Regions from separate parts of the Homo sapiens genome. Here all the other regions are linked to region 3. The links are chromatin contacts, found by Hi-C or POLR2A ChIA-PET in ENCODE. All regions are on one chromosome and are shown on one strand. The core of a region is the stretch at or near the end of the contact, and the rest is flanking DNA. Distances in the headings are between cores, read along the strand shown.

What was found. Hi-C counts contacts between places; a loop is a spot of excess contacts on that map. ChIA-PET counts read pairs that join two places held with the same protein, here RNA polymerase II (POLR2A). Pooled maps may share reads with other maps.
Region 1: a pooled map shows a loop between it and region 3 (2.3-fold over the local background). The contact joins two enhancer-like sites. A Hi-C loop is called at or near these places in 1 of 168 maps with a recorded cell type or tissue (posterior vena cava) and 2 of 50 pooled maps. POLR2A ChIA-PET finds 5 or more read pairs at or near these places in 3 of 52 experiments (CD8-positive, alpha-beta memory T cell, Panc1 and activated CD4-positive, alpha-beta T cell).
Region 2: a map of PC-9 shows a loop between it and region 3 (6-fold over the local background). The contact joins two enhancer-like sites. A Hi-C loop is called at or near these places in 4 of 168 maps with a recorded cell type or tissue (Caco-2, IMR-90, PC-3 and 1 more), 1 of 37 single-sample maps with no recorded cell type and 4 of 50 pooled maps.

Annotation. Positions count from the first base shown.
Region 1 is chr6:11,512,627-11,516,451 of GRCh38, forward strand. All of the region lies in intron 4 of LOC105374928 (a long non-coding RNA gene), which reads left to right. It also overlaps the pseudogene THAP12P5. Among named protein-coding and RNA genes, the nearest start is that of TMEM170B, 23 kb to the right of the region's middle. RefSeq lists an enhancer at 2,427-2,476. Within about 2 kb of position 2,210, at least 3 of the 41 ENCODE cell types and tissues checked have a DNase peak (open chromatin) inside an H3K27ac peak, as active enhancers do.
Region 2 is chr6:11,433,101-11,436,563 of GRCh38, forward strand. The region is part of intron 1 of LOC105374928 (a long non-coding RNA gene); the gene reads left to right. Among named protein-coding and RNA genes, the nearest start is that of TMEM170B, 100 kb to the right of the region's middle. Within about 2 kb of position 1,616, at least 14 of the 41 ENCODE cell types and tissues checked have a DNase peak (open chromatin) inside an H3K27ac peak, as active enhancers do.
Region 3 is chr6:11,141,694-11,145,258 of GRCh38, forward strand. No RefSeq gene overlaps it. Among named protein-coding and RNA genes, the nearest start is that of ERVFRD-1, 32 kb to the left of the region's middle. RefSeq lists an enhancer at 2,732-2,781. Within about 2 kb of position 2,203, at least 4 of the 41 ENCODE cell types and tissues checked have a DNase peak (open chromatin) inside an H3K27ac peak, as active enhancers do.

The DNA.
Region 1 (3,825 bases), core at 960-3,459, 370 kb after region 3:
GAAAGAGACAACTCCACAATGATAGTTGGAGATTTTTTGTGCCTATTCTGCTTATGTAATATAGTTGGAGATTTTAACATTTAATAACAGCAATTGGCAGAACAAGTAGATAAAAGATCTGAATAATGCCTTCACTCTCCTTTACCTAATTGACATTTATAGAACACTACACCCAACAATTGCGGAATAAACATTATCTTCAAGTAACATGTAATGTTTACCAAGATAAACGAAATGCTGGGCCATGAAACAAGTCTCAGCGCATTTTAAAGATTAAAATAATGCAGACAATGTTTTTGGACCACAGTGGAATTAAATTAGAAACCAAAAACAATAAGATGTCAAAGGAGGATAAAATTCACATATCTGGAAATTTAAACACATATTGTCTATAATCCATGGGTCAAAGAAAAAAGTCATAAGACATATTAAAACTATTTCAAACTGAATGATAATGAAAATATATCAAAATTTGTGGAATACAGCTAAAGTAGTGCTAAAAGAGAAATTTATACCTTTTAAATGCTTAGGATAGGAAGGAAGAAAGGTATACAATGAATGACCTTTGTTTCCACAGTAAGATCCAGAGAAAGAAGAGAAAAGTAAATCCAAAGTAAGTAGAGGGGCCGGGTGTGGTGGCTCATGCCTCTAATCCCAGCACTTTGGGAAGCCAAGGTGGGAGGATCACTTGAGGTCAGGAGTTTGAGACCAGCCTGGCCAATATGTTGAAACCCTGTCTCTACTAAAAATACAAAAATTAGCCGGGCGTGGTGGCACATGCCTGTAGTCTCAGCTACTTGGGAGGCTGAGGCAGAAGAATCTCTTGAACCTGGGGGTTGGAGGTTGCAGTGAGGTGAGATCTTGCCACTGCACTCCAGCCTGGGCTGCAGAGTGAGACTCTGCCTCAAGACAACAACAATAACAACAAAAACAAAGAAAGTAGAAGGAAGGAAACAATAAAGATATTATAAGAGGAGGAAAGTATGAAACAGAAAACAGACAAATGATAGAGGAAATTAATAGGTATAAAACATTTTGGGGTTTTTCTAGGGGAAATGACATTAAAGTTTGACATGCAGAAGAAAAGAGAAATCACCAATATCAGGAATAAGTATGTGAATATATTACAGATCCAACAAACATGAACAAGTGTATGCTAATAAATTCAACAACTTAGAAGGAATGGACATATTTTCTGAACAATACAACTTACTAAACTGACACAAGATGAAATAAAAATTCTTAACTAGTCCTATATATATAAAAGAAATTGAATTTGTTATCAAAATCTCCCTCTGAACTCTGTTAAACATTTAGGTAAGAAAAAAATAACAATTTTACACAAATGCTTTCAGAAACCCAGGAGGAAGAAACACATCCCAGTGCATTTTATGAAGTCAGCCTGATCCTGATACTAAACTTGACACAGACATTTCAAATAAAGAAAATGAAAACACGAGTCATGTTAAGTTGATTTTCTTTCCCCATCACTAACAGGAAGGCAGGAGGGCCTGAGTTTGCGGGTAGGGAGTGCGGGCTAGCTTGCTGGTAGGGCTACAACATCAAACTTGTATGCAGTTCCCAACTGCACATGGAAGAAAATGAAGCCCAATCTGGCCTTCAGGTTACTACAAGACCTTGAAAGAAGCCTGAGGTGGGTGAAGAAATGTAGAAAAATTAACTTACAAGGTAAAACACCTGATTGGCTGAGTAAACATTATTGTCAAACACTTTGAGAACTCTATGATTTATAAAACTAGTACTTACAGAAGAGTTATTTGCAATTATGCTATGCCAGCAATGGTTGATTTTACTGGTCATCTGAACAATCCACATGGTGGACATTGAAAATAAATAAGATAATTGTGATAATTAAATCAGGACACAAATGGAAAAAATGATGAAACTCCTGAATAGAAACAAACCAATAAAGAAACAACAGCAATACACAGAACTCCAATGCCGAAGAAGAAAGTGAAGAACAAAATGAAGGCATTTCACCCCTAAACTTTGAAGAGAATAAAAACAAAGATCACTTAACATTTTTATTTGAAGTTTGGTTTTTACAAAATACACCTTTGGATGAAAATGAGGCTGACCAAATCTCAAAGGGTTTCTTTTCTCCTTTTAATGTTTAAGCACTGCTGGAGTTCAGGGTACTTTCTGGTGAGGCAGTCCTGAGAAAGTTCTTTGAAACACATTATTCAGTTTGAAAACACAACAGAAACAGGTGCTTGAGATCTACAAGAGCTGCACTGGGAAGAAACGGGGAAGTGAGAGATTCACTTCTTTCCTACTGTCGCTAATATGGAGGACATAGCTGAGAAAAAGCAATCACCGGTATTGGTTAGGCTCACTGATGAATCTCAGGGCCAGAGAGAAGGATGTGGGATTTCTCCCTCCTGAAGCTGATGCAGGAAGTTTGGCTGTGAAATGTCACACTACAATAACTGAGAAGTGGGAAATGAACAAGGAATTCTGGTGTGACCTGGCTTAGATTATATCTAGTAGACTTTCTTTCAAAATGGCAATCATGGTAACTAGAACTTTAGAGAAATAATCCCAACATATCTCCACACCTTGCTCTTCCTCTGCCTTAAATATGCAGAAGTCGAAATCAGTTTTCTGTTGTGGGAGGATCATCTATTGCTTTGGGAGCAATTAAAGATGTTCTTTTTTTCTGTTGATCACAAGAGTTTTAGAGCTCAATAATATAATGTCTGTCCTCTTTCAGAACAACAAAGAAAAGGCAAATGAACTGAAGGAAATCTGCTATTCACAATGTACAGGCATGCATGATGCTTTTGAAATGTTTTTGCTAGCAATTGTTTTGTGTTTAGATGATATAAAGGTTGACACAAATGTTAGATGGAATACCTTTATAGCTGGTTGAGCTTTTGTTCTCTGTAGTGCATTAATGTTTTGATTTAATTATAAATTGTTGTTCATAAAAGTATCCTATTTTCAGAAAGACCATCTGGAAAAAATCTCCAGGGCCACACCTCTGATGTCTTCTTTGCAATAGGCAGCTTGACTGCAGCGTTGCATTGCAGAAAGAGATTGAAGATATTTACATTTATTGTAAATTTTGATTTGAGGAAGCCGCAGGGTTGACAACCATACTTGATGCTGAAATGCTGGGAAATTCCTCAAGGCTCAGCAAGATAATCTAGAATCTAAATTAACCACAGAGAATTACTATAAAGAAATAGTGCTCCACCATGAGGCACATTATCCATGACCTTAAAGACATTTTCTTAGAACAGTACCTCACAGTTCCTAAATGTTCTTAAACAGTCAAAAGCAGTTCACTGGTGGCCTCGGTCATAGAACAGCTTACACTGAACACCATGCCAATGTGTACTCAGCTGACTTATTCAATCCTGATACATTCTCTGCCAACCTTCATTGTTGGAGGTTAAGGCCAAAACGCAGAAAAAAAGACAAAGAGCTTCCACCCACCACGTATAAAACTCCCTATTTATCTCACTTAAAGTTTTTTTTTCTTACTGTCTACATGTTACTGAAGGTCCTGTGTATTCTTCCTTTTGATGAAGTTTGAGAATGAAAGCTATGAAATTGGATGAAAGTGTCTCAAACCACAACTAAGAAGCACTTCAACGGACCAGAGGTCAAGTAACTTTACACTGCTTAACATAAATGTTGATATAAAATAGGATCTTAATTTAACAGTAGACACATATATAAAAAAGCTATACATAAAGCCAGAACTTCCTACAAGTACCTAAAAACCACTGAAAATGCCTAATAGTTTTTCTTTTTATATCTGATATTTAGAGGAAAAGCTGTGAGTTGTATTTTGGC
Region 2 (3,463 bases), core at 366-2,865, 290 kb after region 3:
AAAATAGAAATGTGATATTTAAAAAAATTTTTTTTTTAGATCTTGGAGAATGCTATTGTATATTCTGACCTATTATTAGAGGAAAAGGAAACAGTTCTATTAATACTAAGTATAAACTCAGATCTATTTGGAAAGCGCTTTCAACTGATTTTCTAAGTTGTGAGTCACTAGCTGTTTTTGGTGTTTGGTGTCATTTACTGGGAACTAAATTGAATCCTATTTTGGGTGTATCAGCAAAGATATAATGGATTATAGTAAGTCAGGCTTCTGTTCAGAATTTTTTTGTTCTGTTTCAAACAGTGTTTGGTCTATCTTTTCTTTCTTTCTCAATTCCCTAACTTCCTGTATCTTTTCTTTGGGAGCTAATGTTTTGTTTTCTTTCATTCATTTCTTTCATACTTGTTCTAACTTCCCACTTTTCTCTTTTGGAGAATTTAAATTATCACCACTCAGCAGTCTGGATTTTTCATTCTAAAGATAGAGCTCTGCCACTCAGCTGAGCAGGTGGAGGGTACAATTTGACTTCTTACATCTATTCTAAATAGTAGGATTTTAAGAGAGAGGTTTTATATTTTTTCCCCAATGTAAGAGAAAGTAGCCACATGAAGTATATAAGGGCCTAAGTACAACTTATTGGCATAGTAACATATATGTTATCATAATTTATATATGTTATCTATTATAATTACATATTCAACCCTATATTCTGACTTTGAGATCTAAAAATCAGCATGTATATGTTGTGAACTATTATGTTCTGACCCACCAAAGAGTAGTAAATGACAAAGGAATCTGTTGAAATATGCAACTTTTCCATAATTACTAGGTATAGTGAACTAGTTAAACAAAAAATGTAAGATCAATTATTTCCACTCTGTAGCTCGATGTCTAGTCCAAAGTGAGGCTCCAAAGGTCATACTGAATCAAACCACAAGAATAAACACATGATCAAAATGAAATACATAACTGCCTGTTGGAATAGACTTCTCTGGGCTGCTTACTTCTCTCACATTTTGTGAGTATCTTTAGGGCCAGGCTCTTCTCACCCTCTGGGGCATGTTAGTTGAAGACTTATTTTTGTCAACAGATTGTAATATTCTGAAGGCAGTGATTATGTTTCCTATTGCTTAGTGTCCTCTATAGGGCTAAGTGGCAAAGCTCTAAAAGGGCAGATGACCAGGAAATGTTTGCTGAATTGGAAAAATAAAACAAAACAATTCAAAGGAGGTGCTGGTGCTTCTTTACTTTACAATCCCAGACTCAGTTATAGAATGCTGGCCATAATCTCAGCAACCCAAGCTTGCTTTCTTTTTCTTTTCTTTTCTTTTCTTTTTTTTTTTTTTTGAGACGGAGTCTTGCTCTGTCACCCAGGCTGGAGTCCAGTGGCATAATCTCAGCTCATCTCAGCTCACTGCAATCTCTGCCTCCTGGGTTCAAGCCATTCTTCTACCTCAGCCTCCCAAATAGCTGGGATTACAGGCACGCGCCATCATGCCCAGCTAAATTTTTGCATTTTTAATAGAGATCGGGTTTTGCCATGTTGGCCAGACTGGTCTCAAACTCCTGACCTCAGATGATCCACCCGCCTCGGCCTCCAAAAGTGCTAGGATTTACAGGTGTGAGCCACTGTGCCCGGCCCCAGGCTTTATTTCAAGAAAGCATTCTTAAGAAGCTATGAAATGCCTCTGAAAATTCCTTGCAACCTTGGAGTAACTTGATCCGGAGCCTAGACACTTGATTCTAGTCCTTGATTTTCTTATCACTTTCTGTAAACATTGAATAAACTACTGACTCTGCATTGCCTTAGCAAACAGAGTTTGTGTACATACTGCATCATGGGGAGTTAACAAAACCAACTGAATTCACAGTGGCTGCTATGATCAGGACAACTAACGTGGTTGAACTAGAATGGATCTTAGGAAGTCACTTTTCTTTTGCCAGTAACACATGCATTCTTGTGCATGAAGCAATGTATGGCTGACAGCCATCAACTGAATTACTCAACAGCTCCTCTTTGGTGCAATGCACTGTGTTGGACTCTGATACCCTGAATTCTTGATCCTCAAGGCATCGCCAGGACATTGGACTTTAGGTAAGTTAGGAGTTCTTCTTGGCTGTGCTTAGGCATCCAAGGAGCAGTGTGTGGAGAAGCAAAATTCAAACAGGTGTTATAACAAGGAATTCAATTCTGTACAGCGTCAGAATCAAAGTGACTCCCACATCATGATCCAGTTTGAGCACTGCTCCTTGTGGGCTGTTTGGATACTTCCAGGTGATACTAGAACCCCCTGTAGATTCATTGAATGGAAAGAGAAAGGAATTTAGAGATAGCCAAACCTGGCTAAAAATTTTGGCTCCAACAATTACCAACTATGTGAGATTTTGAGCAAGTTGCTTAAACTCTTTGAGCATTAGTCTCCTCATCTACAAATTGGAAATTATGAGTTGTTGTTGTTATTAGATTAAATGGGATTATGCCAAAAAGCTTTTATTATAATTCATGCCATTTAGCAAACATCAAATAAAAGATAACTTTTCCTCTTCTTCCTTTCCCTCTCCCATCTTCTCCTCCTTCTCCTTGCTCTTCTGCTCTTATTCTTATTCTTATCCCTATTCTTCTTATTCTGTGTCTATACTGGGAAAAGTACACCAGCATGGAAGGCTACATCCATCTTGCATAGAATCAGGTGTGAGGAAGACCCTAGTCCTCTTCATGGCCTTGTGTGCATGCACACACTTATATGTAAAGGCAGGAAAAGGGTTTGAGGTAGAAGGGGAAGATGGCACAGATTTTTTGAGGCAGGGATACTATCTCACGCAACACACCACCTGAATAGCCCCCTGCCCAACCAGTTAACACTCCTTGAGCAGGGAGCTGGTGATACGCTGATTTGGTCTAATTGTCATCTCTCTTCAGTCTCTTCAATTCCTGTGCCCTAGGAAGGTATGTGGAAAGAGAGAGGCAGCACTTTACTAATGGATGATTCTGCATTCTCATAAAGACCATTCTCAAGTTCACAGGCTTCAGAGGGGTGCTGCCTCCAACCACGCCTCACCCAACCCTGGTCCCCTTCTGCTCACTCCAGGGGCCCTACCAGATGAGCTTTCTGAGATCCACATGGTCCAAGGCCTTTCTCTTGGCTACTTCATATTCTAAATGCTGGGGCAAGGAACACAGTAGAAATTAAAGATGGGGAACTTGGCAGACAGGAAAAACAATTCCTGTGTACGCCAACAATTTGTAGCTAGGTCACCAAATTTGAGCTGCAAGAAAGAGGTAGATAAACACAAAACTAGACTAAGAACACATTCATCCATTTATTAATCTATTCAATTAGTTAAGATTATTATTATTTAAGTTGTTATTAATCTGTTATTTAGTTAAGATTATCATTTGGCTAAGATTGTTCGCTAAATCCCTATAATTGTAATCCCTGCTGTAACAGACACTGGGCTAAAAGCT
Region 3 (3,565 bases), core at 953-3,452:
AAATAAACCTTTTTTTAAAAAGAAAGAAAAAAAAAAAAAGAGGCTGGGGGCAGTGGCTCACGCCTGTAATCCCAGCACTTTGGGAGGCCAAGGTGGGCAGATCACGAGGTCAAGAGATGGAGACCATCCTGGCCAACGTGGTGAAACCCTGTCTCCACTAAAAATACAAAAATCAGCTGGGCGTGGTGGTGCACACCTGTAGTCCCAGCTACTTGGGAGGCTGAGGCAGGAGAATCACTTGAACCTGGGAGGTGGAGGTTGCAGTGAGCCGAGATTGCGCCACTGCTCTCCAGCCTGGCGACAGAGCGAGACTCCGTCTCAAAAAAAAAAAAAAACAAGAAAGAAAGAAATTACCCAGTCTCAGGCATTCCTTTATAGCAATACAAAACAGACTGAGACTCAGGCCTCTAAAGAACATTGGTATTTCTCAAAGAGGTTGGTAAAAATTTCTTAAAGAGACTGGTGAAAGAAGTTCATTAAGGACTCTGAGAAGGACTGGTAAGAGAACTGGAATATACATGAAGGATAGTAAGGTGCTAGAAGCAAAATAAAGAAAAAACTTGAAGAGCAAGTGTTCAACTGACATATATTGTAGAGTGATGTTGCTTGGATCCGACTTTCGAAGAAATTGTGCCAACAGGAGGCTATTGCAGTAGTTTATGCAAAAGATGACATGAGTCTGCAAGGCTGGTGGTAGTGGGGACAAATTGAAGAGATACTGATGGGAGTCAATTTGACAGGTTTTGATAATTGGTTAGATACAGGAAGTGAAAGACAAGGATTAGTCAATGGTGAATCACTGCTGGACACTGGGGTGGAATGTATTTGAGGGGACAGTTTGGGCATAATCCCAGGTGCGCGTAAGACCAGTGGAAATGGCCAATCCAGATCTTAGGATCTCAGTCAGAAGAACTGAGATCCCATCCAAATGCTATAACTTGACAGTTGGAAATTTATTTAACCTCCCTGTTTCCTGGTCTGCTAAATGGGAATGATAATATCTATCTCATAGGATTAATTTTTAAAATACCCATCAAGCATATTAATATATAGTAAGAAATCAGTAACTTCACTGTCCCCCTCCCTTCTCCTTATTCATCTTTTTAAGTGTAGAAACCTTCTTCTTCTTCTTCTTCCTCTTCCTCTTCCTCCTCCTCCTCCTCTTCTTCTTCTTCATCTTCTCCCTCTCCTTCTTTCTTCTTCTTCTTCTTCTTTTTTTTTTTTTTTTGAGACAGTCTCGCTCTTTTGTTCAGGCTGGAGTACGGTGGCATAATCTCAGCTGACTGCAACCTCCGCCTCCCGGGTTCAAGCAATTCTCCTGCCTCAGCCTCCCAAATAGCTGGGACTACAGGCTGCACCACCACGCCCAGCTAATATTTGTATTTTTAGTAGAGATGGGGTTTTACCATGTTGGCCAGGCTGGTCTTGAAATCCTGACCTCAGGTGATCCACCCACCTTGGCCTCCCGAAGTGCCGGGATTACAGGCAGGAGCCACTGTGCCTGGCTCCATATTTCTATCTCTTGAGCCAACTGCCTTCTCAGTCAGTTAAACACTGGTTAAACTCAGCATCTGCAAGGTCAAGCTTATGACTTTCTCCAAACCTGGTGTTCCTCCAGTGTCCCTATCCAGTGGCTTAAGTCGTCAGCCTGGGTATCATTCTTGATACTCTCTGATGTCCTATATCCAGCACATCATCAGGTCTTGTTGATTTTTCTTCTGAAGTAGCTCTTGAAACCATATACTTTCTTCCATTTTCTTATTACTGTCTGTAGGCCAGGTAATGTAGTGGTCATAAAATTAGACATAAATTGTGGTCTGTGAAATTAGACTTCTGTATGCCTCTTTTTTCATCTGTAAAATGGGTATTAATAGTAGTACCTATCTCATAGGGCTTTTGTAAGGCTTAAATGAGTCAATACACAAAGCATCTAGAAGTGTGCCCAGCATATATCGGTTATTCCCTACCATGATAATGCTCACTTGGGCCACTGCAGTAGTGGCTGTTTCAAATCACTACAGCCCATCTTTAGTATTTTCTCTTATCGTTACCGAGAATGAGCTTTTCACAACTCAAATTTGTCTTCTTGCTTAGAACATGTGAATAGGTTCCCATTGCTCCTAGAAAAAAGGTAGAAAAGCTTCGACATGCCGGTGACATGCTGCACGGCTTCATTTGCTGCCTCGTCATCCTCTTACTCTACATGCTCATGGCCACATGAGTCATCGTTCAGTTGCGCAAACATGCTGTCCTCACTCAGACATCCCCACCCTACTCACTGGATCCTTCCACTGGCCGTGCCCCTCACTCACAAACTTGCCTTCTCTCTCCTTATCTTCCAGTCCTTCTTTCAATTTCAGCACACAAATCACTTTCTCAGGGAAGTGTTCTTTGAACACAGCCCCCTTTCCAGACAAAGAGTTTGTCTGGAAAGACAAACTGTCACAGAGAAGTCTTCCTTTCCCTCAGTGGCCTGATCCCAGACAAGAATTGAACATTTGTTGGTGGATTTTTTTAAATTAAGTGCCACCATTCCCACTATGTTGAATTAATTAAACAATATTTCAATATAAAGTAGAACTTATATCAAAATAACATTTTAGCCTGCAATCTTTTTATTGGAATCTGAGAGTGTAAAATATAAAAGATGCCTTATTCCTGCCTAATGAGAATCTCCTGAAAGTGGCGATTTTCTTTAATCAGCAAACACAAAAGTGTATGTTAATGAGATACATATTTTTCAAGCCCCCTAATTCTGCATCTTCTGTGTCCATTTCACTCCTTCATCTCTTCTGCAAAGGTCAAAGGATCCTGTCCAGTGCTGCTGGAACAGCAGCTTGTGACCACGAGGTGGCGACAGTTTTCAAGAGTTGGCAGGTGAGGACGCCTTCTATTCCGGTCTGGTCAGGGGTGTGCTCCTTTAGAAGGGTGTCACTGGATGGAAATTTGTTTGGTAATTATGTGGCACCCTGTTTTGTGTCATAGGCATTTTACCTAGCCTTCTTTACCTAAAGCGGCTGGGGCGAGCATAGAAGCTGTTGATCAAACTGGAGCACTTGAGAGTGAATGGGAGGAGAGTGGACTATACATCATTGGGCCAGGACAACAGATACAAACCAGGATTGTTCTGGCCACACAGGGGCATCTTTTTTCTCCCTCTAAAGCCAAGTCAGGGGACAATATTTACAGTCTCTCTGACACCTACTGATGAAGGCTTGAAGTTGGAGAGAAAAGGAGCGCTCCCAAATAGCATTTGAATTTTATCTCCCTGTGTAGAACTCCAGAAAGCAAATCATTTCAGAAAATGAGTGAGGAGAGGATGATTGATTCAAAGGCTCACATATTTATTTGTTGGAGTCAGAGAAACCCTACCTTTGGTGAGATGTTTTGAAAATAATAAAGTTTATTTTTTTTTTTTAATTTTGTTTTGAGACGGAGTCTTGTTCTGTGCCCAGGCTGGAGTACAGTGGTGTGATCCTGGCTCACTGCAACCTCCACCTCCCAGGTTCAAGTGATTCTCCTGCCCCAGCCTCCAGAGTAGCTGGGACTATAGGCATGAGCCACC